Regions from separate parts of the Homo sapiens genome. Here region 2 is linked to region 1. Evidence: chromatin loops called from intact Hi-C (ENCODE). Cell type or tissue: CD14-positive monocyte. All regions are shown on one strand. Each heading gives the region's core, and the rest is flanking DNA. Links, peaks and the distances in the headings are about the cores only.

The links. Hi-C counts contacts between places; a loop is a spot of excess contacts. Peaks named below come from ENCODE experiments on the same cell type or tissue, not always from the same donor. Only the 100,000 strongest peaks of a DNase experiment are listed, where the experiment ranks them.
Region 2: it touches region 1 in a loop (1.8-fold over the local background); 8 of 110 quality-filtered maps call a loop at or near these places.

The regions. Positions count from the first base shown.
Region 1 is chr14:68,606,827-68,622,556 of GRCh38, forward strand. LOC107984016 (a long non-coding RNA gene) reads right to left here and starts at 3,726. Exons shown (of 3, transcript XR_943973.3): 1 at 3,119-3,726; 2 at 2,706-2,842. It also overlaps a transcript of RAD51B not described here. RefSeq lists an enhancer at 209-855 and silencers at 3,586-3,880, 12,490-12,681. In CD14-positive monocyte, for the core only: no CTCF peak of the experiment used is centred there; no DNase peak of the experiment used is centred there.
Region 2 is chr14:68,560,328-68,576,057 of GRCh38, forward strand. LOC124903335 (a long non-coding RNA gene) reads right to left here and starts at 4,923. Exons shown (of 3, transcript XR_007064226.1): 1 at 1,124-4,923. It also overlaps a transcript of RAD51B not described here. RefSeq lists an enhancer at 8,952-9,464. In CD14-positive monocyte, for the core only: no CTCF peak of the experiment used is centred there; a DNase peak (open chromatin) is centred at 8,804.

The DNA of each region.
Region 1 (15,730 bases), core at 4,825-12,824:
CTAATTTGCTGTGTGACCTTGTCTAGTTCTCTTTACTTCTCTGTGTCAGTTTTCCTACGCATAAGATGATGATAACATCTGATCCACCCAACTTCTTCAGTAGTTGAGGAGGCTCAGGTGTGTAGAGGCATGTTGAAATTAGGGAGTGTCACATGTAAACTGTGGCATGTCATGTGTAAATTATGGAGTGTCATATGTAAATTATAAAGTGTCACATGTAAAAACAAGGCGCCGTAATTTAAGTCCAGCCTCACACTTCTAGGTGAGGCACAGTGATTGCAGCAAGAGTGACTTTTCCAGGGTCATGCGGGCGGGCCACTGAGGGAAACACAGTGTAGTGCACCCAGCCCCTCTGAGCCCGTGCAGAGGCTTAAGGGAGCTCCAGTGTTCCAGTTCCAGGGAAGGCTGAGGCTGGGAGCTCATGCCAGCACTTCTGTTTGCTCTCCATTGGTCCCAGCTTTTATCTGCCCAGTACCAGTTTGAAAACAACCTTCTTGTCCCAATCCTGAGAGTATCCTTTCGAAAGAGTAAGTCATGGAAAAATGCGTGGCAAACAACAACAATGCCAGCACCTTCTTTCTCCTTTCACAAGGCCACAGAGACCCTCCCCCACAGCCCATCTCTTCCAGAGGAAGTCTGCGGCCAGCCCTGCTCCAGACCCCTCCCTTGCCAGCCCAGGCCCGTGAGGCTCCTCAGCCCACGTCCGCCCTTTTCTGTTTACACTGGGAGATGAGCTTCTGCCGAGCTTAAGTGCAGTTCTGGCCCTTTTGTTTGTTTTTAAGTCAAGTTACAACTTTGCTCCTGGATTTATTGCAAATTCCATTTATCTTCTTCTTCCCGGGGTCTCTGCACAAAGCCTTTGTGTCTTCCTCTTCTGCTGTGGACAGATACCATGGGGCACCAGGAAAGGACGGGGAGCACACAGCCCCGGGGAGGCGCACTCTAAGGAGGGCCAAAGCCATTCTGCGGGGTGCTGGGGAGGAAGACAGGGGCTGGCAATGTAGGAGGAGGGGCTGTCGATTACCCGGGAGGACAGGCCCGGCCCTACATCGTGCCCCTTCTCACACAGGCCTCCAGAGGAAAGAAGAGCCAGGCCGAAAGGCAAAGAAATCCCAGACCTCAGGGGAAGGAATCAAGAAAAGAAGGTTCTGGTTTGAGTGGAAGGAGCCCGTGGCACTTTCTAGCCAGGGGTGGTATGAGGCCAAAGGTTCTGAGAGGCCTGAGAAAGGACACCTAGGTCTGCTGAGGGCGGTAGGCCTGAGGGTTGGGCACAGCGCGTGCCATGAGAGACCACCCCAGGTGCAGCTGGGCACCAGCACAGTCTCTCAGCTTCCCTGCCCTTCTCTTAGGCCTCCCCAACCCTCTCCAAACACCACATTTCCAGAAACTGCTGATGAAGAGCAAACAACTCCAAACTGAAGCTCACCAGGGAGAGAAAGAGAATCAAACTGAGCTGAACAAATTGCGAGTGGGGCGTCCAGCTGTGCTGTTGGCTTGTCTCTCTAAGAGGGGAAGTGCTGAGGGCCTGTCCCCCACCACCACCCCGAGTCCTTCCCTAGTGAGAGTTCCCTGGCTTGGGAGCACGCAGGAGATGCTCGGCTTCAGAGGGGCCTTGCTTGAGCGTGGTGAGGAAGTCCCGGGGCTGTGAAAGAGGAAATGCTGGACTCTCCCTGCCTAAGGGCCTGACCTAGAATGGGGCTTTAACCTCCCTGGAGGAGGAGAGCAGCTGCAGGTAGCTGGCGGCTGCAGAGTACTCCTGGGCAGGCTGTAGGGCCATGGGTCAGTAGCTGAAGGAGCCACCTTTCATGCCCTCCCCTCACCATCACAGTTCCCGGGCATGAAACTCAGGCATCAGCACCTCAGCCCAGGCCCTCAAGGAGTGGGGTTAAGTGAGCATGAACAGAGCAGGCCCCCTTTGCCTCTGGGAGCCTCCTGGCTTCCCAACAGGTGCTATCGCTGAATGAAGAGGAGGGCTGTCCACAGCAGTTTCCCCAGCCAAGGCTCTGGGCTCCAGCCCTGCTGGTCCCTCTTCCTCTGTCACCCATCAGCTCTGCAGCCGGCCCAGATACTCCCTTCTCCATGCTGTGGCCCCTCCTCCGGGGCCCCCACTTCTCAACCTCTGCACTGGTCTATCTGTCACTTACCTGCCTGGCTCCCTCAGACACCTCCAGCCATCTACCCTGAGACCTTGGCTGCTGATGTCCACTCTCTGGCCGCAGCTTCCTCCCTTCACCTGTTCCTTCTCCTGCTGTCACCCTGGCTCTTGTGCCCCCGCCTCTCCCTCTAGAAGCTTCCCTGGGCTCCCTTGCCCGCCTGATCTCAGGCATTCAGCACCCTCACTCTCAACTTTACTCAGGCCTGCCCCGAGGGCCCCTCATGGCCATCCACTGCATTCACTCCAAACCTTCGGCTGCCAGGCCCCAGAGGAGGTGCGGCTGCAGGCCCAGCACAGGCTGAGTCTGGCTCTCCCCTGAGGCCACTGTCAGTGGCCACTGTCACTCTCCTCAGATGCCCCAGATCCCCACCTCTACCTTCTACCTGCAGAATCTCTCAGCACGCCCCTTACTGAGCAGGTCCAGGCCTTCCCACAGGGCCCCTGGAGTCTCCTCTCACCCCCCTCAGAGCTCACTCACTCACACCACCACCCTTCCTTCCCTCGAGAGCAGAGGATGTCCCCACCTCCTTTGCAAAACTAACTTCCATACCTGGGTGCAAATGCAACAGCTCCTGTGTCTTCCACACCAAGTGGCCGCCGTCCTCAGCCTGGACCGGAAGCTGTGTGGCAGCAGGATCTCCAGTGCTTCCAGTGCACAGCCACAAGCATGGCGTCCTCTTCCTTGTCCTAAAAGGGCTTCCCTTAGATGGCTTTCTCTCAGCACACCATCTCTGCTCTTGTCCCCCGTATCACACACTTCTCACTGGGTCCTTTCACCTTCCTCTTCTCCAGCCCTGGCCATCGGCTGCTACTGAAGGCCATTCTCAGTGGCCCAGGAGCCAACCCCCTAGCTGCCTCCTCAGAGTTTCTGGGCTTCCCACCCACCCTTTGCCTCCCCTCCATGGGTTCTCCTGGTGACTTCCTGCCAGGCTTCCATTTTCTCTCCATCCCCGTGCTTTTTACCTGCTCCTCTGCTGGCCGGGCCTCCTCTCCCAGCACATCGCTTCTGTCTCTCTCCTCCGCGTCCACATCTTCAGCCAGTGCTTCCATGAGCCCCCGATTTCCAGCTCCCCAGATCCCCACATTTCTACCGGCCTACTCTGCTGGCCGTCTCTGCTTAGACACCCTGCAGAACTTCTCACGAAATTGAACTGATCTTCTCCTCCCCAAACCTCTCCTTGAGGCTGTTTGTCTCTTTCTGTATTTCTACCCTCCCCACTGCCCAGGCTCAAAACCCAGCATTCTCTTCATCTCTTTCTTCTCTGTCTCCCTGCATGTCTGGTCAGCCTCCGGATGCCTGAAGGAGCTTCTGCTCTATTTTTCAGATCCCTCCCACTCCGGTGTTGCTATCTGAATTCAAACCCTTTCCTTCTCCTCCCTGGACCTTACCTCTCAGCCTTTGGGCCTCGCTTCCCGTGGTCTCCCTGTCCTTGGACACAGAGCCCATCAGAGTGGCCTGTCTCCCTTTCAGAAACCCATATGAGCTCCACATGCATGTGGCTCCCCTGCCAGGAACAGGCCTCCCTGTCCTCCCGTACAACCTCACTGCCGCCACTTGTCACTCAGCAGATGTTGCCTGAGTCCCTGCCATGTGATATGTACCTGTGCTCACACCATAGCCACCTGCTGCTCACTCCCAGAACTGACCCTCTGCACCTACCCAGTCTTCTGGTCCCTCTTTTTGTTCGCCTGTTTTATCTTCCAGAGACACCTCCTGTTCTTTACATCCATTTCCACCCATCAGCACCTTATTCAATCGTACTCAAGGCCTACCTCCTCCAAAGGTGAAACCAATTTCTCTCCTGCCTCATTTTCCCTTAAAATACTGTTCATTCCCTATTATAACCACATCTGAATGTATATGTGTGTGTGTGTGTGTGTGTGTGTGTGTGTGTGTGTGTGTGTCATCTCCCTAGTTGTGTAACCCTGCAGGCCATGAACAGTTATTATTCAATGTTGTTTCCTACACATCTTTAATAAAAGTTTGTTGCATTTAAATCTGATCTTATTCTCTCATTTCACAGTTGTTAGAACTGTGGCCAGAGTCAGCCCCAGGTCAGAATGCTGGTCAGCAGCAGACTCACATCCCAGCCCTACCTTCCTGATACCTGATGTGGTGCTCAGAAAAACAAGGAATCCCAGGCTGTTACCCAGTGTCTCCATGTGCCCTCCACAGATGCACTCAACTGTCCTCTCTTCTGCTCTTCCTCCTACAAACTGGGCAACTGGAATCAGAACAGAGACTTTGGATGAGCATCCAGTGTAACCCAGCCTAGTTTTTCACCACGACTTCCAGATCTACATTTAACATCCGACAGCAACTATAATTCTACTTTCTGAACCTCCAGGGAAGTTGCTTCCTTGTCCCTTTCAGCAAAGGATGTCATGGTTTTACAATGTCTCCAGTGAAAAAGTTCTTCTTCTCTACATCTTCCTCCCACTCCTACAACCCTTGATCCCCACGTGAGATCTCATTTCCTCCAGCTGGGTCTTCTGCAGAGTGATTAGAGCTTCTGCCCTCCTTGCAGCATCTCTATTGTAAAAGGATTGCTGAAGCTTATTAAGCCTTGCAGCTCCTAGGAGGAAAGGTACCATATAGAAATAAAACAAATCAACAAATTAGTGTGTTTTGTAGAAGTTGAATAGGACTCCACCTATCTGCATGAGTGTGCACACTGTGCAGTCGCACAGGCAGTCTCAAATGGGAATTTGGAAAAAGCTAAGCTTTTTCACTTGAGAAAGGTTTACATATTCTTTGCACCTGGGCACACACAGCACAGGCTGTTCTCAGGACTCCCACCAGATTAGGCCTGGGACATGACAGAGCCTGTCAGGTCCACGTTTGCTTTCCAGTCTCCTTGCTTCCAGTCTAGCTGTGGCCTGACTCCAAGTCCAGTGTAAGATTTTTTTTTTTCAGCAATAAGGAATCGGTTCATTCACCTGTACGAAAACCAGTGGGAGGATCATGCATAAGGCTCATATCCTTGCTGTGAATTTCAAAGGACTGGCTAAGTAAATAAAATTATCATGCCAACCTGAGCTGGTATAGATTGCATTGATTGCTGCTAATAGCCAAAATGGACATTTTAAAAGTGCTCTACACTGCATTCTACACAACTTGGGACAGAAAAATAGCTGTTGCTCTTAAGGAGCTGATGGTCTCCTTCAAGGGTAAGCTGGAACAGGCTGACCCAGGAAAAGGCACTCCCAGTTGAATGCTTTCACTTGCGTGGGAAGTCCAGCTGTCTCAATGGGGCCCAGGAGACAGACTGACGAGGGACGAATTCCTGTGTTTGGGACTGGGCTTGAAAAGTCTCCTGTTTGTAACACTCAACTTGTAGAAGAGCAGAAAGAATTTCCAGCTGTCGACAGGATGAGGGGAGCCCTCCTGATTCTGTCTGGGGATGTGTTTGCACTCCAGAATCTGCTATCCTTCCTCTTGCTATCCTTCCCGGCTACCACATGAAACACCTGGTCCTATGGGCCAGCTCTGGAACAAGATGACTCTTTGCCATCAAGGAATACAAGTGGCCAAAGGACAAATATTGTGTGATTCCACTTACATGAGGTACCTAGAGGAGTCAAATTCACAGAGACAGAAAGTAGAGTGGTGATTACCAGAGGTTGGGGTGGAGAGAGGGGAACGGGGAGTTAATGTTTTATGGATACAAAGTTTCTGTTTTTCAAGATGAAGAAGTTGTGGAGATAGATAATGGTGATGGCTGGACATCAGTGAGAATGTACTTAACACCCCTAAACAGTACAGTTAAAAATGGTTACAGTGATAAATTTTATGTTACGTATATTTGACCATAAAAAGGAAGGAAAAAAGGAAAGAAGGAAGGAAGGGAGGGAAGGAAGGAGGGAGAGGGGAAGGGAGGAAGGGGGAGGGAGAGAGGGAGGAAGGAAATGCAAGTGGGAACTCAGCCCTGGTCAGAGCACTGCTGGGAAAAGATAGGTGACTCTTTATCTTGCTGTAAAGAGAGGTGTGTTTGTGTGTGTGTGTCCCTGCAGGAGTGAAAATGGACCCACAAACCACATGGTTAATGAGGTGAGCATACTGGACCAAGCTATTTAACATCTGGGCCTGCCCCATGACTAATAGTCCAGGTCATTCTGCATAATGCAGACCAATATAAGATTGTTAGTGGAGGCCAGGCGTGGTGGCTCACGCCTGTAATCCCAGCACTTTGGGAGGCCAAGGTGGGCAGATCACCTGAGGTCAGGAGTTCAAGACCAGCCTGCCCAACATGGTGAAACCCTGTCTATACTAATAATACAAAACAATTAGCCAGGCATGGTGACTCACGCCTGTAATCCCAGCTACTTGGGAGGCTGAGACAGGAGAATTGCTTGAACCCAGGAGGTGGAGGTTGCAGTGAGCCAAGATCACACCATTGCACTCCAGCCTGGGCAACAATAGCAAAACTCTGTCTCAAAAAAAAAAAGATTGTTAGTGGAAGTTGTTCTTTTTTTCTTTTTTTTTTTTTGAGATGGAGTCTCACTCTGTCACCCAGGCTGGAGTGCAGTGGCACGATCTCAGCTCACTGCAAGTTCTGCCTCCCAGGTTCATGCCATTCTCCTGCCTCAGCTTCCTGAGTAGCTGGGACTACAGGAGCCCACCACCACACCCGGCTAGTTTTTTTGTATTTTTAGTAGAGATGGGGTTTCACCGTGTTAGCCAGGATGGTCTCGATCTCCTGACTTTGTGATCCACCCGCCTTGACCTCCCAAAGTGCTGGGATTACAGGCGTGAGCCACCCTGCCTGGCCAGAAGTTGTTCCTTAAATGGCTAAGAGCCTTCATAATATTCTTGGGAGGGCGAGTGGCAGCCCATTTCTCCATAACTTGCTCAGAAGCACATTTTAGTTGTTTTAAGAATGACTCGATTTTTGGAGTCAGAGAGGTTGGGGCTAGAGTTTAGGGCCTGCTGTTGTGTGGCCATTCAGAACGCCCAATTTAAATCTAAATGCGTAAAATCAAAAGAGTGGTGAATGTGAACATGCTTTTTTATAAACTGTAAAGTGCCTCACTGTGATCCTTTATTCTTTCAATTCAGCCTATGAGTGCAAGTTAGCAATAGACTTTAAAGAACTCATACTGCAGGAAAGTAAGCATAGATACTAAAATACAAAATTCAACCTCTACTGCCTATGACACGATTTTTCAGGCCTCAGAGGCAGCCTGGTAGCAACCACAGCTAAGAACAAAGGTCCTAAGAGCTGGACTTTTTGAAAAAATAGATTCTGTAGCCTTTGTAGGGAGGAGTTGGTCTGAGTTGAACCATATTGCTGAGAAGAGTCTCTCATTAAGCCTTTATCCATTATCAACACTGGGGCATAAAATCATTTATACCAAATACTTATTTTTTTAATTGAGATATAATTGACATACCATAAAATTCACCCTCTTAAAGTGTACAATTCCATGATTTTTAGTATATTCACAAAATTGTGCAATTATCACCATTATCTAGTTCCGAATATTTTCATCACCCCCAAAAGAGTCTCCATATGCATTGGCAGTCACTCCCCATTCCTCCTTCCCCTTTCCTCTGGCAACCACTATTCTACTATCCATCTCTATGGATTTGCTTATTCTGGACATTTCATATAAATGGAATTATACAATATGTGACCTTTTGTGTTTGGCTTCTTTCAGTGAGCATAGTGTTTTCAAGGTTCATCCATGTTGTAGCATGTATTGGAATGTCATTTGTTTTCATAGCTGAATAATATTCCATGGTATGGATAAACCACATTTTGTTTATCTGTTCATCAGTTGATGCACATTTGAGTTGTTTCCACTTTCTGGCTAAAATGAATAATGCTGCTATGAACATTCATATACAGTGTGTGTGGACATGGATTTTCAATACTCTTGGGTACATACCTAGGAGTAGAAATGCTAGTCATATGAGCAATTGACCTAGCTTTCTTGGAGTGCACTGGCATGATCTCAGCTCACTGCAACCTCCGCCTCCTGGGTTCAAGCGATTCTCCTGCCTCAGCCTCCCAAGTAGCTGGGACTACAGCTGCATGCCACCAGGCCCAGCTAATTTTTGTATTTTTGGTAGAGATGGGATTTCACCATGTTGGCCAAGATGGTCTCGATCTCTTGACCTTGTGATCCACCCGCCTTGGCCTCCCAAAGTGCTGGGATCATCTGTATCCTTACTGGTTTACTGATTTTTCTGACTATTTGTTTTATTAATTCTTGAGAGAGGAATGATGAAATGTATATATTCAAACTATGACTGTGGTTTTGTCTATTTCCTCTTTAACTTTTGTCAGTTTTTGATTCATATATTATGAAGTTCTGTTAGCAGGTACAGAAACATTTAGAATTGTTAAATCTTCTTAAATTTTTCTTTTTTTTTTTTGAGACGGAGTCTCGCTCTGTCGCCCAGGCTGGAGTGCAGTGGCGTGATATCTGCTCACTGCAAGCTCTGCCTCCCGGGTTCACACCATTCTCCTGCTTCAGCCTCCCGAGTAGCTGGGACTACAGGCGTCCACCACAACGCCCAGCTAATTTTTTGTATTTTTATTAGAGATGGGGTTTCACTGTGTTAGCCAGGATGGTCTCGATGTCCTGACCTCATGATCTGCCTGCCTCAGCCTCCCAAAGTGCTGGGATTACAGGCGTGAGCCACTGCACCTGGCTTAAATTTTCCTTTTTGTCACTATGAAATTGTCTCTCTTTATCTCTGGTGCTATTCCTTGTCCTAAAGTCTTCTTTTTTTATTATTAATATAGCTACTCCAGCTCTCTTGTGATAAGCATTGCACAGCATATCTTTTTTCATTCTTTTACTTTTAAACTATTTGTGTTTTTATATTTAAAATGAATTTCTTGCTTTTTAAATCCAGTCTGATAGTGCCTGACCTTTAATTGGGGTATTTGGACCATTTGCATTTAATTACAAGTACATGTAACATACATGTTTGGTTTAGGTATGTCATCTTACTATTTGTTTTCTACTCATTCCATCTGTTCTTTGTTACCTTTTGCATCTTTCCTTGCCTTCTTTTGAAGTGAGGGTTCTTTTTTGTTATTTCATTTTATCTAGACCATTGACTTTTAGCTACATGCTCTTGTCCTTTGTGCTATTGCTGCTATAAATTTTATTTCTGCATATGTTATGAACTCTACAGTACTTTATTATTTTTGCTTTAATATTTTAAAGAAATTTTTAATGAAAAATTTTAATATTTATCCTCATGTTTCCCATTTCTGGTGCTCTTCATTCTTTTGTGTAGATCCAAGTATTATTTTCCTTCTTTGTAAAAAACTTATGTTAACATTTCTTTAGGGTAGATCTGCTGATGGTGAATTGTCTAAGCTTTCATTTATCTCAAAAAGTCTTCATTATATCGCTGGATACAGAATTTGATTTGTGTATCATTCAGTATATCAAAGAAAGTATTCCATTGTCTTCTGGCTTGCATTGTTTTGATCAGAAGTCTGCAGTATTTCCTATACTCTCTATGACACTATAAAATACAGCTTTTTTCAGACTACTTTTAAGATTTTCTCTTTATTACTAATTTTAGTAATTTATTATGATGTACTTTGGTATGATGGTGTGATTTCCCTTGCTTATTTTGATTGGGGTTCATTGTGATTCCTGGATCTGTGGTATTTATAGTTTTTAACAAATTTGGAAAATTTTCAGCCTTGATTTTTGTCAAAAATTTGTTCTCCCTCTTTTTTCTTTTTCAATTATACATATGTTAGACCACTTGATATTGCTCAAGGATTGATGGGACTTTGTTCATTTCTGGGTTTTTTGTTTTGTTTTGTTTTGTTTTTGAAGTCTTCTTCCTCTTGGTGCTTCATTTTGGATAGTTCCTATTGCTGTTTTCAGTTTTACTTTTCTCCTTGTAGCATCTAGTTTGCTTTGAATTTCAGCCACTGACCTTTCATTTCAGATATTGTCTTTTCCACCACAAGAAGTGCATTCTTTCCTCATTTTATGTATGTTTTTCTTAAAATCCTGGAGTATATTTTGCCTACTTAAACAGCTGTTTTAACGTGCCTGTCTGTTCATTCTGTCTTTTCAACTCTGTCATTTTCAGGCATGTTTCTATTAATTGCCTTTTTTCCTGATATGGGTCACATTTTTCTGCTACCTGGTGAGTCTAGTAATTTTTGCTTAGATGTTGGATATTTTAAAGGTTACATTGTTGAATGTTTGTATATTTTTAAATCCTCCTTTAAGGAGTATTGAGTTTTTATCCAGCAGGCAGTTACTTATGGATAAGATTATTCCTTTAGAGGCTTGTTTTTAGCTTTGTTAGAATGAACCTAACGTTTCTTTTATTCTAGGGATAGTTCAGTCTTACTATCTGCATATGAACCTCATTGGATCTCTACTAAATGCCCCAGCTGATCAAGCTGGTTGATATTTTTACATCTCAGAATCCCATGTGAACTCTGAAATTTTCAGCTTATAGCTTCTGGTCATTCTTTGCCCAGACTTACAAAGCTTCACTCTGGGTATGAACATCTTAGTATTAAGCACTCAACAGGGCACTTGTGCAGATTTCTGGAGCTTTTTTTACATGGTCCCCTCTTTTCTAGAATTCTGCCCCACAGTTTCCAACTACAGTCTCCTTGACCTTCATTTCTGTATTTTAACTTAACAAGACTACCATACTGTGCTTGGGATATTGTTTCCCCTGCTGTAAAGTCCAGAATGTGCCTCCAATCAGAAACTGTCATGATCATTTACCACATGTATTTTCTTTATCTCATGGGTCATAGTTCTGCACTGTGTGTTGTACAATATCTGAAGCCGTCAGTACATTTATTTTGTTGTTTTCTAGTTTTGGTAGAGACAGGGTTTCACCATGTTGGCCAGGCCAACCTCTATATTTTTCATCCAGGCCTGCGGGGTCATCCTCTTTGGCTTCAAATCCCAAGGGATACAGGGGGAGGGTAAATCTGGATCCTGTTGCTTTGTCATGGCCAGAAGCAAAAATCTTAAGAACAGGTTTTGATAAAGAAATGATGAATGATAGCAGGCAGGCCCAGAAACTAGACCTGATAACCTGGCTGGGGGTTCCAAGATATAAGGAAGCAGCAGAAAAACTCTAGCATCTGCAAGCCATGCAGGAACAGGTATGGCAATGGAGACAGAGGCAAAAAATTTTGGAAATTACTACAAACAAATCTCATCTGTGTTCCCAGGTGGCTGGCTATCTTACATTTGCTCTCCAGATTCACTCGCCACCCTTTGGCCTGTCAACCTGTCTAGATTGCATCAATGGGGCACCATTGACCTCTAGTTTCTAGTTGTGCTCAGGCAAAAAGAGACACAAACAGGAAACTACAAGACAGAAAGGATGTTTATTCCCCTAGATCCTTTCCTGTCAAATCACTGTGAATTAGTTTTGCCCCTCTACCAAAAGTTGCACTGTCACCATCCTATTGGGAGGCCCTCTCCTTACAGGTACTCTCTGTGGATTCTCCTAACTATTCCTTCCTCTTGACCCTTTGGATTTAGGGAGGGTAATGCCTCTTCAATGTGATTAAGCTTAAAGTATTGCACCTTCCTTTGTTAGTTCCCCTAAATCCTGTCCATAGCTTGATAAATAATCCCTTCATTAAATTCTCCTCTTTTTCCCCACCAGAATTCTAACTGATACTACAGGGTTGTTGATGCTGCCTCTAAATGTAAACCATCTACTGCCCAGTAATTGTAAGACCATAGGCAGATCACTTTACTGACTCTAGCCTCAGTTTGCCCTTAGCCTAGCCCTGACAACTTGAGCCTAGCCCTGACTACTTGAGAAACTCAAATTCAGGAGGCTGTACCATAACAGCAGACCTGAGGAAAGAAGTGCCCCCTCCACCTTCCCTACCTTTTTTTTTCTTTTGTCCCCCATTCTTAGAATTCCTAGCTCAGCTGCTCTGCTTCACAGGCTAACCCAAGTCTTTTCCTCTAGGTCTTAGCCACAGATATAGCCTGGTCAGTGCTAAGAGAGGAGGAGGCCAGATAAAGACCACTCACGTAGAGACAACTATCATTTGGGGATCATGCTCAAGGTCAAGTTCACACAAGCAACTCAGCTTTTAACCCTAGCCAGTAGGGCTTAACACACAAGGGACTCTTTTCCCTCCTGACACATGCTCCCTGGAGAAGATTTATTTTTTTATTTTTTAACTAGAAAGACAAATCAATAGAATGAGTAAATTAAAAAGTTAAAAGGCTGGGCGTGGTGGCTCACGCCTGTAATCCCAGCACTTTGGGAGGCTGAGGTGGGTGGATCACGAGGTCCAGAGATCGAGACCATCCTCGCTAACACGGTGAAACCCCATCTCTACTAAAAATACAAAAAAATTATCCAGGCGCCTGTAGTCCCAGCTACTCAGGAGGCTGAGGCAGGAGAATGGCGTGAACCTGGGAGGTGGAGCTTGCAGTGAGTGAGATCGCACCACTGCATTCCAGCCTGGGTGACAGAGTGAGACTCCATCTCAAAAAAAAAAAGAAAAAAAAAAGTTAAAAGATAGAGATTTTAAATAAAGAAGGAAAAGTCATGAGTTTTAAAAGGTTAGTCCTAAGGTCAAGGAAGCAAGTTAGACAGAGTCATTTACTGCAGCCTCCCCCAGGCTGAAGCACATTTAGAAATGGAAACCAAAGGTATGGTGGAAGGAATCCATGAGCAGGAGGAGTCAAAGAGTTGGTGACAGTCTACTCTGAAAGACATTAGGCCACAACGAACATATAACCTCTCAGGCAAACATCCCCAGATCCCTGTCCTAAGAAAGGGAAAATGAAATGGTCTCCCACCTTTCTGTGAAAACCCATTAAACGTACTTGCCTTCCTGAGGAGGTTATTTTCTGCATAGTGCACCTTTTCTGTCTTCTCCTTAATCAAAGGGACACTTAAGTCCCCTTTTGAGGCTTCTAATGTGGCAAGCCTATTCAGTCTCCAAGGTTGATGTTTTTCCTAGACTTTCACTTGATCCTTGCCCCAAATATAATGTACCTTTCCCCTACCCATGTTGTGACTCAGTACCAAAGCCTCCAGGGCCACTACCCCGGGGTTAGCCTCTCTCTCTCTCCCTTTCCTTCCAGGAGTCTTTCCAAGATCTGAGGTAAGATTGATGCTTCTCTGGGAATCAGACCTCCTTACCCTTCCTCTTGCATAGGCTTAAACATGATATTGCATCTTTCTTTTAGAGAAAAAGTCTATATTTTCTTGTTATTTATTATCATTAAAGGCAATACAGGCTTACCCAAGAACTAGGCAGGTTATTGGACTGGATCTACCCAGGAGTCCAGAGATTCCCAAGTGAGTCAGCAGACGCCTGAGATAGTAGGGGCCTAAGAATAGCAACCTTCCCTACAGCCTCTGCGTGACCCCTTCTGACCTGTCCCCACCATGGGTAGCTGTTGTAATCTGACTCACTGTGTCCCTCCAGACAGCTCTGGTTTCTGATAAGAACCTTCCATGAAAGAAGAGCCTTGCTCACTTCTGCACTAGCTGCTCACATTATTGGTTCAAGGCTTAGAGAGTATAGTCCTTTGACCCCTAACCCTTGATCCTGGCCCCAGTGAACTATTCCTACTGGGCATAGGAAGAAATGCCTATACCTGACATTTTTTACTGAAGGGAGAGCAGAGACAATCTACCCAATGATTTGCTATTGTTAATTAATACCCCAAATCCCTAAGTAGGAGTGACTGAAAGGCTTAAGGCCCTTTAACTCTTCCTATTCTCAAGTGAATCTAAAGTTTATTTTCCCTATATCCTTTAATCATGTTTCAGGTCCTCACCTGTCTGTCCACAGCCTGAATACAATTGGTCTGGGATGGGATTTGGAAAAAGCAGACACAATGCCTTGTAGTTGATGAGTGGCAGCTCGGGAGTTTCTGTAAAGGAGAACCTATGGATGGAATATTGGCTGATACAGGAGCCAGGGGGTTTTCATCAGGCTGTTTTGTATAGTAAACACTCTATTTTTCCACTTAGATTGCATGTTTATTTACTTAGAAAGACTTTAGGGGAAGCCAATGGAGACTGGAGGGGACGGGGCAAGGCCCTCCCAAACCACTCCTTGGCAATCCCTGCCTAAGATGGCTTAACCCCTCATTGGATTCTCTCACTTCTCACTTATTTTTCCTTCCTTTATCATTCATTCAATCCTGGGAATACCACGCTTATTGTTTCATTCATCCATCCACCCACCTGTCCATGCATCCATCCATCCATTCATGATGGCAGCTCCTTCTCAATGGAAAGCAAAAGCCCCTTGCCAGAGAGAACCTCTATATTTTTCATCCAGGCCTGTGGGGTCATCCTCTTTGGCTTCAAATGCCAAGTGATGCCCAAGGGTGCTGATGGTGTCACTGCACTTCTCCACAGCCACCTTTCTTCTCTTGCCATTCTCTCCCACTCCTTTCTCCTCTACTCTTAAGTTCCTTTTTTCTCTCCTTTTCCTTTCTCCACTGTCTATGCTTTAGGCCTACCCAAGCCACTGTGGATATTTTGTAGCCATTCAAAACTAAAAAGGGCAGCTGAGCCCAATTCCAGAAGAGTTGATAGCTCCTGGCTCCTGGATCCTCCATGACTTCAGCTACCCGCTGTTTCCCTGGGGCAGAGCTAAGCTGGACTTCTCCTTACTGGCCCCCAGGGTCTGGGCTAAGGCCACATTGGGGCCCCAAGGACATCAAGTCTTCAGGCTGGAGCTTTCTCCTACGGGAGAAAAAAATAAGCTCCCAAAGCAGAAAAAGTTGTCTTTTCTCCTGTTGCTATTGGAAACATAACAACAAAGCCAAGATGTAGTGGCTTAGCAAGAATAAAACAAGCTGTCAGCAGCCAGGGCCCAGCTGATCTCCTCAGTGGTGACGTGGGTTCTGTGCACAGTGACAATGAGTGTAATTGAACCCAGAGCTTTGGGGTGCAGGAGGCAGGCCAAGCAGCCCCAACGCCACTCCCCTTTCCCATGTCACTCATGCCTCTGGTTGGGGGTGGCAGATGGGTCAGCACAGGCCCACAGAGGGTTCCTCTTCATGTCTTTACTTCTCTCCTAAAGAGGGATAAGCCTGGAACCTGGGCACCTGGAATGACTGGGCAAGCATGCCTCTAACCTGGCCTCCATTCCTGAGCTCCAGTTACCCTGTTACCATCCAGCCCCATCTGTTCTAGAGTCACTGCCTTTAGGCTGGAGGGACCTTGGCAATCGTCTGGTCCTGGCTGTCTCAGGAGCAGAATCCTCACTTGGGATTAGACCCTTCACAGACGCCAGATGCTCTAAGTACAGGGGCATCATGGAGGAGGAGCCATTCTGACTTCCAGTATACTTGATGAGGAACAACTGATTCAGTCAACCCATATCATCTTGGGTCAGGATTGGTGCTGATTCATTTTGATTCCTGCAGGCATGGTCTCTCTCCTCCTGAAGCTGAGTCTAGTGGGGAAGACAAATATGGATCAAGTAATTAAAGCGGGAGGCTGTTTACCAAAAGGGAGTTCTTAGGAGGTCACAAGTCTAGGAAGAGGGTGGTCACGGAAGGCCTTTCTGAGGTGATGGCATTTAAATTAAAGGCAAGAGTGCATTTCTGTCA
Region 2 (15,730 bases), core at 4,871-12,870, 46 kb before region 1:
GACTGACTCACCAAAAGGTTCATCTCATATTCGGCATACAGTGGCCCACCTGGGAGGTCTTTTATTAATGAGTCTGGGGACTTGGGGGCTGCTGCTCCCCTAAATCTACTTGAAAGTGACCTTCAGAGCTGGGCGCGGTGGCTCACGCCTGTAATCCCAGCACTTTGGGAGGCTGAGGTGGGCGGATCACCTGAGGTCAGGAGTTCGAGACTAGCCTGGCCAACATGGTGAAACCCCATCTCTACTAAAAATACAAAAATTAGCCGGGCATGGTGGTGAGCGCCTGTAATCCCAGCTACTCGGGAGAGTGAGGCAGGAGAATCAGTTGAACCCGGGAGGCGGAGGTTGCAGTGAGCCGAGATTGCGCCACTGCACTCCAGGCTGGGTGACAAAAGTGAGACTCCATCTCAAAAACAAAAAGTGACCTTCAGAAGCACTGACCTGGCCTCCCCCCGCCCCACACACACTTCTGCCCCAGGATGTCCCCCTCTCTCCATCTCCACCCTGCTCTCTCCACACTACAAGGCTACTTGACTTCGCTTCTGGAAGCCCTAGGGCCTGATTCTCTCTCCCTCATGCTCACTGGGATCATCCGGCAGGGAACAGAAGGGATACTGCTTCCGGGCAGAAAATGGGCCAGATTCAGGAACGCCTGAAATGGGGCTCTGGAAGCCTTTTGCTTGGAACTTTCTTGGAGCATGTTTTTGCCAGGGCCATCACCCATCTAGGAGTTCCAAATGGTTTGGCAGAAATATTGCCCTGCCTCCTACACCTTCCTCTGCCACTCCTGACTTCCTTTCACCCCAGCCTCCCCAGCTGAGAACTCCCATGCTGGCTCCCAAATACACAACAAGCTCTTCGCATGGTGCCCGCTTCCACAACGTCTGGTGATCAACGTATCCTAATTCATTGGAAAGCCTAAATTGTGGACCTCAAATTTAAGGATCATTTAGGGGGCTTATTAAAAATATCGGTTTCTAACCCCACCACTCAAAGTCTTATTGAGGTCTGTGGCAGAGCCTGGGAATCTGCATTCTTAGCGCACCCCAGGGGATTCTGAGGTTGGGCATCTAGAGGGCCCCCTTGGAGAAATACAGCTTAATTCTACAGCAGGCATGCTCACCTGGGGCCTCTGCTCTGCAGAGCACCGCTGGGGACACTTAGGCGAGGTGACTAGGAAGAAGAAAAGAATAGCAGTGTGAGGATTCAGGCTGAGGTATAAATATAAACCAGGTAGGTCAAGGCCTGGGCCTGGGAGGAGGGCAGAGGAAGGCAAGTTCCCCGTGTGGCTTCTCAGGGACCAGCAGCGTGAGGGTTCCACGTGGCAACGCTGCTGGAGAGATGTTTACATCTGGGCACTGGCAGAGCCTTCTGGACAGGCCATCAAGCCAGAGGGAGCAGGCCCTCGAGCTAAATGGCATCATTCTGAGACGGGAGCTCCTTCAGCTTTGTCCTCAAAGGCACTGCAGCTTGGTGAATGAACATACCGGCTTTAGAGTCACACTGGTGGCCCGACTTGTCTGGTCTCTGTAGTTTCCTCTGCTGGAAAAGGAGGACAACAGTCTTCCATGCAGAGGGCGAGTGGGAGGATGAAATGAGGTCATGTGTGCAAAGTTCTCAGCATGGTCCTTGTGGCAGCAATGTACACGAGCTATTGTCTTTGTCCTCAGAGCTGCTCCTGTCTGCCTCACAGCACGTCTCTGAAGCTGTCTTTGCAGAATTAGACCACATGAATAATTTGGAGAGTCCATAACTGTCCTAGAAAGCTTTTGGTTTGTCCTTTTTCTCCCTGTGAAAGCCCTCGTCACCCTGGAAATGCCAGTTCTGAAGAGGCAACGCTTACAACGCATCAAATTTTCTCTCCAAGTGACCCTGCCTCACCAGACATTTGCAGCCCTTCCAGTGATACTGAAAGAACCACTCAACAGGTGGGGGCCAGATCTTTGCAACGGAAAATGCCACTTTTGAACGCCAAACCTCTGCCTGACGAAGGCTGTGTGATCTACAGGGTGAGACAGGGAGTTTAAGGTGGGAACCAAAGGCTCTTGAGCAAATGCAGAAAGGAAATGGACTTATGCAGAGGCCCATACAGCCCCCAGTCAACCCTGCCTTTGCCATGTCAGCTGTGGGGGATTTTGTGCTGGTCTCAGCCTCTGAGCGCTCTCTGCCTCAGTTTCCCTCTGCAGGGTGGAGCCAGCACCCACAGCCATGTTTTGGCACGTGGCAAACTAACTCCTTTTGTGTACTGTGCAGTCTTAGGAGTAATGAGGCAGCAATATTATTGTTAGTTCTCTGTTCTAATGATCAGCTGTGAGGACCTAAGCAAATGAGAGTTGCTATAGTGTTATGAAGAAAAGACCCTGACTTGTTAGAGTGGCCATTTGTTTCCCCACAGCTATTCATCCCCCTGGTGCCCTCATCACCAGGGCATATCTAAAAGATGCCATGCTAGATACCCATCCAGGGTATGGTACAGACATCACAAGGTAAGTATTCCAAGGCCAGAGAAGTGAAAATGTTCACAGCAGCTCTGGAAGAGAGGAACTCAGAAACCTCTGGGCACCTTCTGGATGGAGCCCATTGCCTCCACATCCAAACATGGACCATGTATTGCTACAAAGGAAGCAATAGTGTGCTCCACGGAAGGCCCGGGCTGCTGCCGGTCCCTCCAGAGTTCACGGCTGGGCATGATGAGACCAACCTCTCTCACCCTGGCCGCTTCTCTAGCCAGTGGGAGGGCAGAGGCTGGCAGAAAAGCCTCCGTCTGCCTTGTTGACTCTGCCGGGTTCAGAGAGGGCTTCACATTTGACTTGGCGAAGGAGAGAAGTTCTTTATTTCCCTCAGCCTCAGGTCTGCCAAGCCCAAGGCTGAGGTGAGCAGTTTTCTCCTCCGTCTCTCATTGCCACATCATTACCTGCAGAGTTCAATGAAAAGCCCCATCCAGAATGGGCCAAGCCGAGCCTGCAATGGGCTTGTTCTCTCCTCGGGGCGTGCTCCTTCTTCCCCTCCAGCTCAGCCTGCCAGGCCTTCCCAGTGATACTGCGAGCTGGGTTTTTCTTTCTTCCCGCCCCCCAAGTCCAGAGCCCAGTTATTTACCCAAAGAAAACAGGGAAGTGACAAGGTAACAGAGTACACATGTTGTGAAAATATGCAGGCTGGGGCTGAAGAAAAGAAAACATTCTTCCATAAGTAGCTGCCTTGTTAATTCATTTTTTTCTCCAGATTAGAACCAGCCATTTCTTGTGTGCCTTCAAGCACCTTCTGTGGTTTCCTGACAGCTGCCTGCAAGGGGTGAGATTTGGCTTGAAAAATGGGCCATCGGTCATGCTTCGGGGGAAGGGCAGAAACCAAAATTCCCAGATTGCTCAAATTCACTGCTCCTTTTCTAAATGGGAACGAAAGAGGGAGAGGTGGTGGGGAGAGGACTGTATAAACTCTGAGGCGTAACCTGATTTTCCGTAAGAAACGACAGCTCGGTAATGAGCAGTCCTTGGAACGTGCTTTTTTACCTCCTCTTGAAGTTGGTTTCCGATCCCTGGCAAGCCTGTGCTCTGCAGCCTTGAGTAACGGCCACAGGCCGATTCTCGGCAATTAAAAATAATATTGGCCCTGATAGAGAACTCTTGGGTGCTCCCCCACACATACACACCCTTTTCATTATGTGCCAAAGATCACTTTCCCAAACCTGTTTCGGAACAGCTGGCCGCACTAGAGGGCCTGCATGGGCTGGGGGAGGCTGGGGTTATTAATAGCATTTGCTCTGCCCGGTGTTTGGGGCAGGAAAGGGGTGATTTGCGTCTTTTTGGAAGGCTAGGCCCTCATCAGTTTGGGCCTGATTTTTCTGCGCTGGATCCTTTAAACCTCAGGGCCTACCAAGAATGGTTGAGAAAGCCTGAAGAGAGGCTCTCTGCGGCCAATATCCCTTCGGTACAAATCTTCGTGCTTCTCATTATTTCCCTCGTCAACAGTCTCCGTCTCCTTTGCAGCCTGTGGGTATTGGCCTGCAGCTTGGCTGGTCTCCTTTTGGGAGAGGTCATGCCGCACAGGCCTAGCCGGCCCCTGTTAGCATTGCTGTGGTGCTTTCTGTTAACGAGAGGCCACTGAAGCTGGGCGATGCCTCCCAGCAGGGGACGGGCTTGTGAGAAGGAGCTGCTTGTTGTTGCCCTTCCCCAGAGAGGAAGCCGAGTGCAGGCCTGAGCGGGCAGCTGGGGTTGGAGAAGCTTCACGATCCCTTACTTATGGCCACAGAGTTCATCAGCTTCCCACGACCAGCACCCATAGCCTTAACCCCGGGGTGGGTGGAAACTCTGCTATCTCCTCACAGGGCTCCCCACCACCACAAGGGCACCTTCCCAAGAGCCCAGGAGAGGGCTGGCTTTCAGGCCTGGTGTGGTGTTGATAATCAGGTCGGGTTGAGCTGAAATGGAAAACCTTGAGAGTGAGGTGGATGGTGGGCTCCAGGCTGGCATCTCCCACTGAAAGAGCCGGGTCGCAGAGACACACTCAACAAGTGCCAGTGGCCTGGCTGGCTGAGGGGACCTCAGAGCACCAGTGTTTGGGACCGGGGCTGGGAAGGCCCTGCCATCCACCCTAGTGACATCCGTCATGTGGCCACCAGGTTCCCACTGGGTGAACACAGCCTCTCCCCTCACTGAGCCAGATTCCAGCCTCCGGCCATAGGTGAAAGACAATTTCCGATTATTGTTTTCAAACATTCTACATCCAGCGCATAAAAACACAATAGTGACAGGAAAAATACACACACACACATACACACACACACACCCCACATGCACACAACACAAAGGTTTAAGCGCTCACTATAAGAAGGTCAGGGGACCCTTTTCTCATTCCAGTCCTTGATGTGGATCCAAGGGAAGCAGTGCCTTTGAAGTCAGCAGCAACCGCAGCAGGCTCAGCTGTGAGGGTGTGGACAGGGAGGCAGACAGGATGTGCTGCCTTATCAGGGCCCAATCTAAGGCCCTCCTGTAAGGACCAAGCTTCCTCCAGCAAAAGGTGACTTAGAGGTGTTTGTTCAATAATGCGAGGAGACTCATTACAACCCTGGGGCACTTGGGATCTGGCTCTCTCAGAGCCAAGCCTTTCTGTTTGGAGTTTTGCACAGCCCTTTAAGAGGAGACTTCAGAGTGAGACTCTGTCTCAAAAAAAAAAGAAGTTCTTTCTTACATTGAGGTGGAATCTGCCACTCCATGACTTTGATTCATTGACCCAGTTTTGCAATAATTCTCAAGAGCTGGGAAGAAGTATAGCCAGATTTCAATACCAGGGAGAGCAGGCAGAGAAAGAGAGCTAATCTCCTTTACCCCATCCTTGCTGCTGTCTCTGTCTCATGGTTGATTATTAATATATTGATTACATTTTGAACAGACTGACACTTGCTTTCACCCTAATGTATTTTCATGAAATACTTAACATCTTCATGTCAATATTATCTTATAAAACACTGCTGAAAAGGTGCATGTTGGAGAATGGTGTCTCACTCCATCCAGTTCTCCCAGTGCAACTGGGGAGGGTATCTGGATCTTTTCCCTGGAGGTGTCTGGCCACTCTCATCCCCGCCGGGCTCCAATGTGGCCACAAGCCACTCTTGCTGAAGGAAGTGTGTCTGCTTTTATACCTTGGGTATGTTGGGGTAGAAAGCTTTAGGACCATTCTTCTAGAATAAGGTAAACTTGCTCCCTCTTCTTGGTGCCAAGCCACCTCACTTCGCTGGGCCTTGTCACTCTTCACCCTCTCTCCTGATTTCTCCAGGTTAAGCAGCTCCAGGACTCATCTTTCTCTGTACCTGCTGAGAAACTAACTTTACATAGCTTTTTACTAGAATGTTTGCTCTGTGAGGTCGGGGAGTGTGTCTGTTTTCTTTACTGCTCTGTCCTCAGAGTCTACAAGTATTTGCTGAATGACTGCTGACTGGTTTCCCAGGTGTAGCTGACAAAACCCTATCTTCAGCTCTTACACTCTGTGAGGAAACTCTGGAGAATTAATAAGAAGGTGAACCTGGTCTATTTCCCATAGAATTGTCTGATTCATCCCCTTTGTTAGTAATTAGAAGAACAACGTCAAGGCCAAATTTCAAACAGCAAGTCAGCAGCAAATCCAGGCAAACCCCTCAAACTTGAGCACTGCTTGTCTTGTATGCCCTGTTATGCCAGCTTCATTCAAATGGTGACCTTGATCCAACTGAGGAAGCTCATACTCAGGAAGCACTATAGGATCTCATTACCACTGCCAGATTGACCACTGTCTTCTACAGCTCTGTTCATGGACAGTCCAGGGCTCACAGCATACACCTACCAAGCTGGGAGAAACCCCCCCGGTGCCTCAGTGACTGGGGGCATGCTTGGATTGCTTTTCTCTCTGAAGTCTCATCAAATCCCACTTTCATGATGTCACTTCTCAGCCCTAGAAGCTACAAGACTTCCTTGTGTTCTCCAACACCAAATCCCAATTTCTCTGCTTGGCTTTCAAGATTCTTCATTATCTGGCCCCAACTTGCCTATCAAACCTTCTTTCTTATTACTCTTCAATGCATTCTCTCTTCTACCAGCAATGGCCAGGCCATGGGTTTATTGCTTTCCCTGTGTATTTTGCTTACTTCTTTTTCAATATGCTTGTTTTGTTAATATCCCAAATAGGCTCATACCTTCTTTTTTAAAAATTCAACTTTACTGGCCGGCACGGTGGCTCACGCCTATAATCCCAGCACTTTGGAAGGCCGAGGCGGGTGGATCACGAGGTCAGGAGTTCCAGACCAGCCTGGCTGAGATGATGAAACCCTGTCTCTACTAAAAATACAAAAAATTAGCTGGGCGCAGTGGCAGGCGCCTGTAATCCTAGCTACTCGGGAGGCTGAGGCAGGAGAATCGCTTGAACTTGGACAGCAGAGGTTGCAGTGAGCCAAGATCGCGGCCACTGCACTCCAGCCTGGGTGACAGAGTAAGACTCTGTCTCAGAAAGAAAAAAAAAAATTCAACTTTATTTTTTAGAGTGGTTTTAGGTTCATAGCAAAATACAGCAGAAAGCACAGAGAGTTCTCATATACCCCTGTCCCCCAACATGTACAGCCTTTTCCTCTCTCAACATCCCACACCAGAGTGGTACATTTGTTACAACTGATGAACCTACACTGACATCATTGTCATCCAAAGTCCATGGTTTACATTAGGGTTCACACTTGGTATTGTATATTCTATGGGTTTGTTACCACATGTTTATATGGTAACACCATGTATCCACCACTACAGTATCATACAGAGTAGTTTTTCACTGCCCTAAAAATCCTCTGTGCTCTGTGTATACCTACTTTTTATCATCTGTTTTCTACCCCAGTCATCACGGACAATGCAAGTTCTACCTTCCTCACGAAGTCTTTCCCAGTGACTGTAATCTGCATAGATCTCCCTCTTCCCAGGATCCTTGCTGTACCCACAAGAAGAACACCCTTGGCTGTGCCATTATTGTCTCCTCCTTTCATATTAGCCCCATCTCTGTAAGTAGATTTTAAGCTCCTGGTACTTGGATTCTACCATAGTGCCTGGCCTGTGGCAGGAGTTCCATATGCAGGGCTGACATATTGCATAGTTCCAGGGGTCCCGTTCACATGATATGAATGGGGCCCCTGGAGTTACACAAGTTATAGCCCTGTCCATAAGTCCTTGGTGATTGAATAAAACTCATTCCAGGACCTGAAAAAGAAACAATTATTGTGATCATGGTTCAGTTCAAATCTTCAGGTGATTATTGAACAGCTACTATGTACTAACCACCAATGATACAAAAAATGAATAAAATGGCTGTTCCTACCCTCTGAGAAACTATAGTCTTGCGACACAGAAAGGTAAGCAAACAGATCACCATAATACAATGTGAAAAGTGCTAAGATAGAAACATGGGTAAAGGAGATGGCACTTGATGTGTAGCCTGAAGGATTCATAGGAATTTGCCAGGTAGGTGAGTGGGTGGAGAATATTCCAGCAAAAAGGGACATCATTGGCAAAGTGAAAATACATGGTACATTTCAGAGAGCTGCAAGTGGTACAGCTTATTTTCTGATGATAAAACCAGAAGCCCAGTGGTTAAATTGCCTGTGGTCCCCAAGCAAACCTGTACCAGACCATTGGCATGATAGGATTGTGTGTATCACCTGCACTTACTGCTTCTGGAATCAAAAAGAAAGAATAGAGCCCTATCTTTCCTGGCCATCCCTTGCTCTTCCAAGGGCTGGGTGGAGTTAAGACACAGAACTTCCTTGTATTTTTTTCATATACACTACCCTGTGTTGCTCTGTGCACAATAGGGTGTACCATTCAAGCAGTGGAATTGGATCCCTCTAGAACCCTCACTGGGCAACCTCAGGAACGGGCAGCCATTTTCAACAAGCTTTCCTTCAAAGCTTGCACTGTTTTTGGCCTACCTCATAAGTTCTTCTTCTTCCTCGTCCTCCCTTTCTTCTTCCTCTGCCCTCTCTTTGCCTTCTTTCTCATCTTTTTTGATATTTTGGATGCAAGAAGTCTGGTTAATTGATAAAACCCAGTGTGGGCAAAAATAGAGTTGTTTCTTCCCCCTGCATGGCTTCCTCTCCCCAACCCAGTTGCTAAGTGGTCATTGGCCACCATATTGGAATTTAGATGTGGCTGGGCTTCCACAATGCATGGTCCAATCTCAGAGTGTGTTGAAGGGCTTTGGGGTCTGGTTGGATAAAACAGCTGAGGCCCAATGTTGTGGTTCTTGGCACCTCTCATTTCCCCTTTCTGTATTTCCCTTCGGCATCATCAGCAGGATTTTGTTTAAGGCTTCTGGAGCTTGTCTTTGTTTCACCCGGGAAAGTCCCTGCAGGGAGAGCTAAGATCTCCCCGGAGGAATGGGCCAGAGCCCTGACCTCTGTCACCCAAATTGTTTAGGAGAAGCAGCCCCCATAGGGGTTAGGAGGGTGATCAATTGGCAACTTAAGGAGTAAAGGCCTCTCTCTCCCTCTTCTCCCTCTGCTTATTGTGCTCAGAAGGGCAACAGGGTCAGCAGCAGCAAACTGAGGGGCCAACTCACCACGCCTTGAAAGAGGCTCGTTTTGTGTTTCAGTAATGAGCGCTCTTTCTCCCCTTGGATGCACTCAAATTTCACAAGTTACAGGGAACCTGTCAACTGCTGTTTTCATTGTATGGGGCTCACAGGGAACTTGGATATAGGGCAAGCTTGTTTCAAAGAAAGCAGGGGAAAGAAAAGTCCTGAATAGCTGCAATGTGCTGTCATATGCAGATCACAGCCCCAGTTGCTATGGGACACCTCTGCCCGCAGAGAGGGCAAGATGCCGAACGTCCCTTATTGATGTGATTGCCTCCTTGGAGATGGGAATGCCCCTCTAAAAGGGCCAGGCTAGGAGCCGACAGCACCACGGGCTCTCGGGTTTGCCATGGAACCGGGCCTGAAGCAGCCTGCATCCCAGCAGCCTCTGCCTTCCCACTGGCTGTTCAGTAGGGAGCCCCCCAACCCAGGGGCTGAGGGAACAGGCCAAGCTAACCCTGGAAAAGTGAGGAGAGGCAGGTGGGAAGGGTCCCTTTTTGCGGGGCACAAGCCTTTGCTCATAGAAGGGCTACTGGAGGGCATGGTTGTGAACCAGGCCTGATGTTAAAGACAGGTTTCACCTTCTTTGTTTGTCTTGCCCTCTGAGAACACTTGGCAATAACATTCCTTTCCTGACAGGCTCATTTTGTAGCTGACGGACATTGTTTTCTTTCCCCTGTTTACCTAATGTGGCCCAGAGTAACAGAACAGGCTGTGCCAGCGAGAGAGGAGAGTGAGCCTCCCCAGTGGCTCCTGGGTCCCCATACCCAGGTCCCTCTGCCCTGAGCTCCTTGTCTTGCATCTGTTTGCCCCACCTGTGGGAACAGGGACTACCCAGAGGGCTGTCCTGCCTGGAATCAAGCACTGGCAGGACCTGGGTCAGGGGAGCCTGCGATTAGGAGAGGGCCCAGAATTATGACTCTCTCCCCGGGGTCATTTGACTGCAAGGTTAGAAGGCCTGAGATCAAACAAGGCTATGAGAAACCAGCCTTGTCACTTTGCATAGGATAGACCAGTGGGAGCCAAGATTGGAGGCATCTGAAGGTCACTGTAGGACCTTAAAAATACCAGGGGAGGGTACTGTGAGAAACAGATTCCCATCAACTGTTTACTAAACACTCTATGCTATTTAAAGGGACAAAGGCATGGCCAGGTCCTATCATCAGGGAGTCTAAATCTGGGGTCTGCAGCTGAGCCAGGAGGGGGGTCCAGTGCCCTTGGCAGCCTGCTGTAACCTTCTGACCCTCTGTGTCCAGCCCCCATCCCCATTTTTACCTCCAGCCAAGCTTCCCCCTATGGGGGTTAACAGGGTAAATACTGTCCAGGCCCTTCCCTCAAAGAAGCTGCAAATCTAGTAAGAGAATAATATGTGCGTATATGAAACTATAATTTAAGACACTGTGATCAATAACCTAAAGGGAAAGGCTCTGAGGACATCCAGGGGTCTTGGGCTCAAAGGCTGGAGCGCCACACACACACACACACACACACATGCACACACACACACATGCACACACACACACATCAAATCACATATTAGCTCGTGTCTTCATGAGCTTTCCAGTTTGCAAACCGCTCACACATACAGCATTTCCTTTAAACTTCACATCAGCCAGTGAAGGGGCTTTGTAAGCCTGACATGTAAGATCTAACAACCCTCCCAGAATGATAGAATTGGCAGAGGGGGGAGGCAGAGACTGTCAAGCAATGGCAAGTTTTCTGATTGGCTGGAACACAGGGCAGGTGACCCCGTGAGCTAAGGTGAAACAACCAGGCTGAAGGCCTTGCATGCTGCAGTGCTGGGTACAACCATGTCAGTTCAAACCAGATTCAATTTGGTTGGTTAATGTGCCCATTTCCCATTGCTGCCATACAAACTTAGTAGCTTCAACAGTACAAATCAATTACCTGTATAATCCTGGAGGTCAGAAGTCCAAAATGGATCTCACTGAGCTAAAATCAGTGTCGTCAGGGCAGTGTTCCCTTCTGGAGGCTGCAGAAAAGAAAGTGTTGTCTTGTTTTTTCCAGCTTCTAGAGGCCGCCCACATTCCTTGACTCATGGCCCCCTTTCTCTGTCTTCAGAGCCAGCAACATCACAGCTCTCCGACCAATCATTCTTCCATTGCCACTTCTCCCTCTGACTTGGATTCCTCTTCTGCCTCCCTCTTCTTCTTTTAGGACCCTTGTGATTACGTTGGGCCAGGACAATGTGCCTGTTTTAAGGTTAGCTAACTAACAGCCTTAATTCCCTTTTTCCTGTCAGGGAACATGTTTATAGGCTTCAGGAAATAGGCCGTGGACACCTTTGAGGGGCCGTTATTCTCCCTACCACATATAGTTAGTTGGTTGATTGTTAGTTGTTCAGTTATTGGTTGTTTGGTGTTGGATGGCTGTTTTTTGTTTGTTTGTTTGTTTGTTTTTTGAGAATCTCCTTGGCTCAGGTCCTCACCTGAGAGCCAGATAATCACGTTTGTTAAAAGAAGAGAAAAAATGAGAGTGAGCAGCCGCTAAGGGGAAGAAGGAGCTACAAGAGGCGGCACAGAAAGTGGACATCGATTTTATTTCGTTGTCCATCATTATCAATCTATAAAGCACAATCCCCAAAACTACAGCACATGCCATTCTGGGGAAATTTGTTAGCTCACGGACCCCCACAGACCCCAGTGTGTGGCTGTTTCATACGTCATGCAAACAGGCCCTTGGACTCTGTCTCATGTCCTCTGGCTTAGAAGCAGGGATGTTTGTAATCTACAAACAAAAGGTCGTCTGGCCAACCTTTTGAGATGTAATCTCGAATCCAGATATACTAGTGGGTTCCGCTAAGTGTCTATTGGTCCCCTAGTGTCTCTCAAACCCACGGTGGGCTTCAGTCTCTCCCAGGCATCAGCCCTAACCCTGTGGCATGGGCCCTGCCCAGCTGCCTCCCAGACGTCACACCTTGCAGGCTGGACTGTGTCAGCAGCTGCCTTGCTTTCCTTGCTGGAAACCTAAACCTGCTTTTTAAGGAGCCCCTCAAAACTCTTGAAATAAGATGTGGGCATTGCTCACTTGCCCTGAGCTGCCCCTTGCAGCTGGGGGGCTGCTTGGTTTGCTCTCTTGGCAAAGCCCCTTGTTTTTACTCTGCTGGGGCCCAACTCCTTCCTTCTCTGTTTCCTTGCCTGGGGCTTCTGATTCCAGTAAGCCACCCCAATAACTCCTGCGGTGCCCCCACGGCTCACCTGCCAAAGCCACTCCCACCTGATCCCAGACTATCCACTCATCCCTGGCCTGTGACTTGTCCCGACCTCCCAGTGGGTCCTGGCTTCTATCACTGACCTTCTAGGTGGTGACTTCAATCTTGATATGCTCTTCCCCTGCTGACCTTGACTTCCCATCTCCAAATTGCCAGTGTCATATCAATAGCATCACAGCATAATGGCTAATGCTTCTGAGCTCTTACTACACCTCAGGTACTGTACATGTTTTCGCTCATTTAATCCTCATCACAACCCTAGACAGAACCCTATGAAGAATGGGTAGTAGCCCATCTTACGCGTGAGGAGACAAAAGCACAGAGAGATGAAACAGCCTACCAAGGGTGCCACAGGTCATATGTGATGGAGTCGGGGAATCAAACCCAGGCCAGGGAGTGTCATCATCCCTCACATCTGGATTTCTGCTACAGTCACCTCATACTACTCTATCTTATTTCCAGTCAACTCCCAGCAGCCAGGGTGAACTGTATGTACAATGGATCATGTCCTCCACTGCTCAGAGCCTTCCAGCAGTTCTCACCTCACTCACAGCCTTCCAGCAGCTCTCACCTCACTCATAAAAGCCAGAGGCTCATGTGGCCCACAGGCCCACGTGGTCGAGCCCTGCTCCTTCTCTACCCCACCTCCTGCTGTGCCCCCTCGCACTCTCCTCCACTCGGCTGCACTGGACTCCTTACTGTTTCTCAGAGAAACCAAGCACATCCCTGCCTCGGTGTCCCTGTACTTGCTATTCCTTCCACCTGGATTGCTCCCTGCCTCCTCACTGCCCATACTTGGCCCATTCCTTTCTTAAGGAGAGCTTTGCTGATGTTCTGCATTTAAGAAACTTAAGACCTACCTTTGCCGACATCCCTACCCAAAGTCTTCCTATCCCCCTTACCTGGCTTTATTTTTCTCCATATATTTGTCACCAAATAACACATGAGAGCTACCTGTGTTGTTTATTATCTGTCTCTCCCACGGGGAATAAAGCTTCAGGAGGGCAGCACCCTTGACCACTGCTACGTATCCAGCACTGTGTAGGGCGCCTAGCAGGTCTTTGTTAAATGAGTGGATGAAGTCTCAGGACTCCCCTCAGGAGCCTAAGGTTCTGGGAGGCTCCAGACCACCATCCAACCTATATCTGTTCCTGGGCCACCAAGGGGGCAGGCCTTCCATTCAGCCCGCAGATGAAGACTTTAGCTTCACTTTGGTGCTCAGTTCCCTCTACAGAGCCCGGCAAACAAGAGCATGCAGCACATGAGTATGGGCTGAGCTTGAGCTTTTGTTCTCATTGACTGCTGTGTGTGTGGGGGTGTGGGTGTGGGTGTCAGTGTGTGTATGTGTGTGTGTGTGTGTGTGTGTGTGCTCACTCACATGTTGAAGGAACTCCATTGCTCTCCTCTCCACCCCCACCCCTACTCCAGCAAGCTGAGGGTGAGAAATAGCTACTTTTTGTTTGTTTGTTTGTTTGTTTTTGTTTTGTTTGAGACAGGGTCTCGCTCTGTCACCCAGGCTGGAGTGCAGTGGCACAACCTTGGCTCGCTGCAGCTTCAAACTCCCAGCCTCAAGCAATACTGCCGCCTCAGCCTCCTCAGTAGCTGGAACTACTACTGGCTTTTATTGGCTGCACGCACCAGCATCTCACTGTGTTGCCCAGGCTGGTCTCGAACTCCTAGGCTCAAGCGATCCACCCGCCTTGGCCTCCCAAAGTGCTAGGATTACAGGTGTGAGCCACTGCACCCGGCCACAGCTACTTCCTTCACTATCAGCACCACAGAACACATAGGTCTTAATTCTCAGCCCTTAAAACCCAGTCCAGCCCACCAGACATTATTTAAAAATAATCCAACTGAGACATCTTTGTGGATCTCTACCAAAAAGATAGCTTTGTCCTCCCACCCATTGCTTTAGCAGCCTGTATAGGGGCACCCAGAGGGCCAGCCCACCACACCTGGGGCCTCCACTTTGAATCCACCAGGCCCACTCTAATGGGACAGGGACCTTGGGCCAGCGAAGCAGAAATGTATTACTGCAACAGCCCCGTGGTTTCAGATCCTTGCAGTAGCAGGTTCTGGGCATGTGTCCCCATCACCCTTCTCCAACAGAAAATAGTTTATTTTTATTTTTTCATGGCTGGCAGCAAGGCAGCACCTGTGGTAACCTCGTTAGTCAATTCCAAGAGCTCCTCAGAGAAGGGGGAAAGCCTGCCAATTTAGCAAGGATTTTTGGTCTCCAGTAGCTATGAAGTGTGGGGGGGATTGGGGAAATAAGCCCAGGAGCAAGAGAGGTTGGGGATGAGCAGTCTTCTCATCCAAATCCACTCTGAGGTTAGAGAAGAGGAAAGCACGCCATTGACTGGTTTTCTGATTGCCTTCATACATCCAAGTATGTTCTCCACAATGACTTTTTCTCTAGTGGGAAGCCATGGAGATGGACTTAGATAATACCAAGTACCATTTCCTGCATGCCTTTTGCAGGCCAGGCATTGTGCCAAGCCCTTCAGATGGTGCTCCTCAGTGGGAGCTTCTCAGCCAGGGTTTTCTGTCAAAGATACTGACTCGACAATCCTAGAGGATATGGAGTTTATTTATTCCCAACTGGAAAGTGAGGGACTCGAGTCTCTGAGGGGTTAGGTGACTTTCCCAAGTTCTCATAGCTTCTAAATGGTAGGGCCAGAAATCAAATGCTGTCTGATGCCAAGGCTTACATGACAAGCTCCCTCCCTGCTCCCTGCTCCCCCTGCCCCTCATTTCTCTGGCAGTCACCAGATTTTATTTTCCCCAGGATGAGAATCTGTAAAGGTTTGGGGTCTGGCTGATTTGGACTGAAATGGGCTCTGTGGCCTCTTCCCTGGGTCTTAGGCCCCATTTGAAAAATTGAAATGGACCGTTGAATCCCAGAGCCTTGCGGCATGGTAGATTGTGAAATAATTCCATCTCCTCCCCTCTCCCTCCCCAACGCCACACACCCATGGTGAATGGGGATTCTCCCAATGAGGAAGGCTCAGCAACTCCCAGGGCCCCTGACCTGTTCATTCTAGAAGCTTCAGGAGCAGCAGTCCCTGCACCCAGGCTCATGCCCCAGTTGGCAGCCAAGTTCATCCTCTGGACACCAACATAGCTTCAAAAGAGTCAGTGTCAGAAAGCCTCATACTTACCTTACCGTTTAGGGTAGTTTTTATTTTGAAATACATATAGAAAGATATATTAATCAGGGTCCCAGCAAGAAACAGAGTTCTTTTCAAAAGGATTTGACTAAGAAGAATGTAGTGAAGGCACAACTTATAGATGGACGGGCAGGGTTCAGGGCAGCAACAGGAATGTTGAGGCACCCAGGAACTAGCAATAGTGGGAAGATGATACCAGCCCTCAGCCAAAGGAGCAAAGAAAGGAAATAGTGTGACTGGGGCCTGGTGA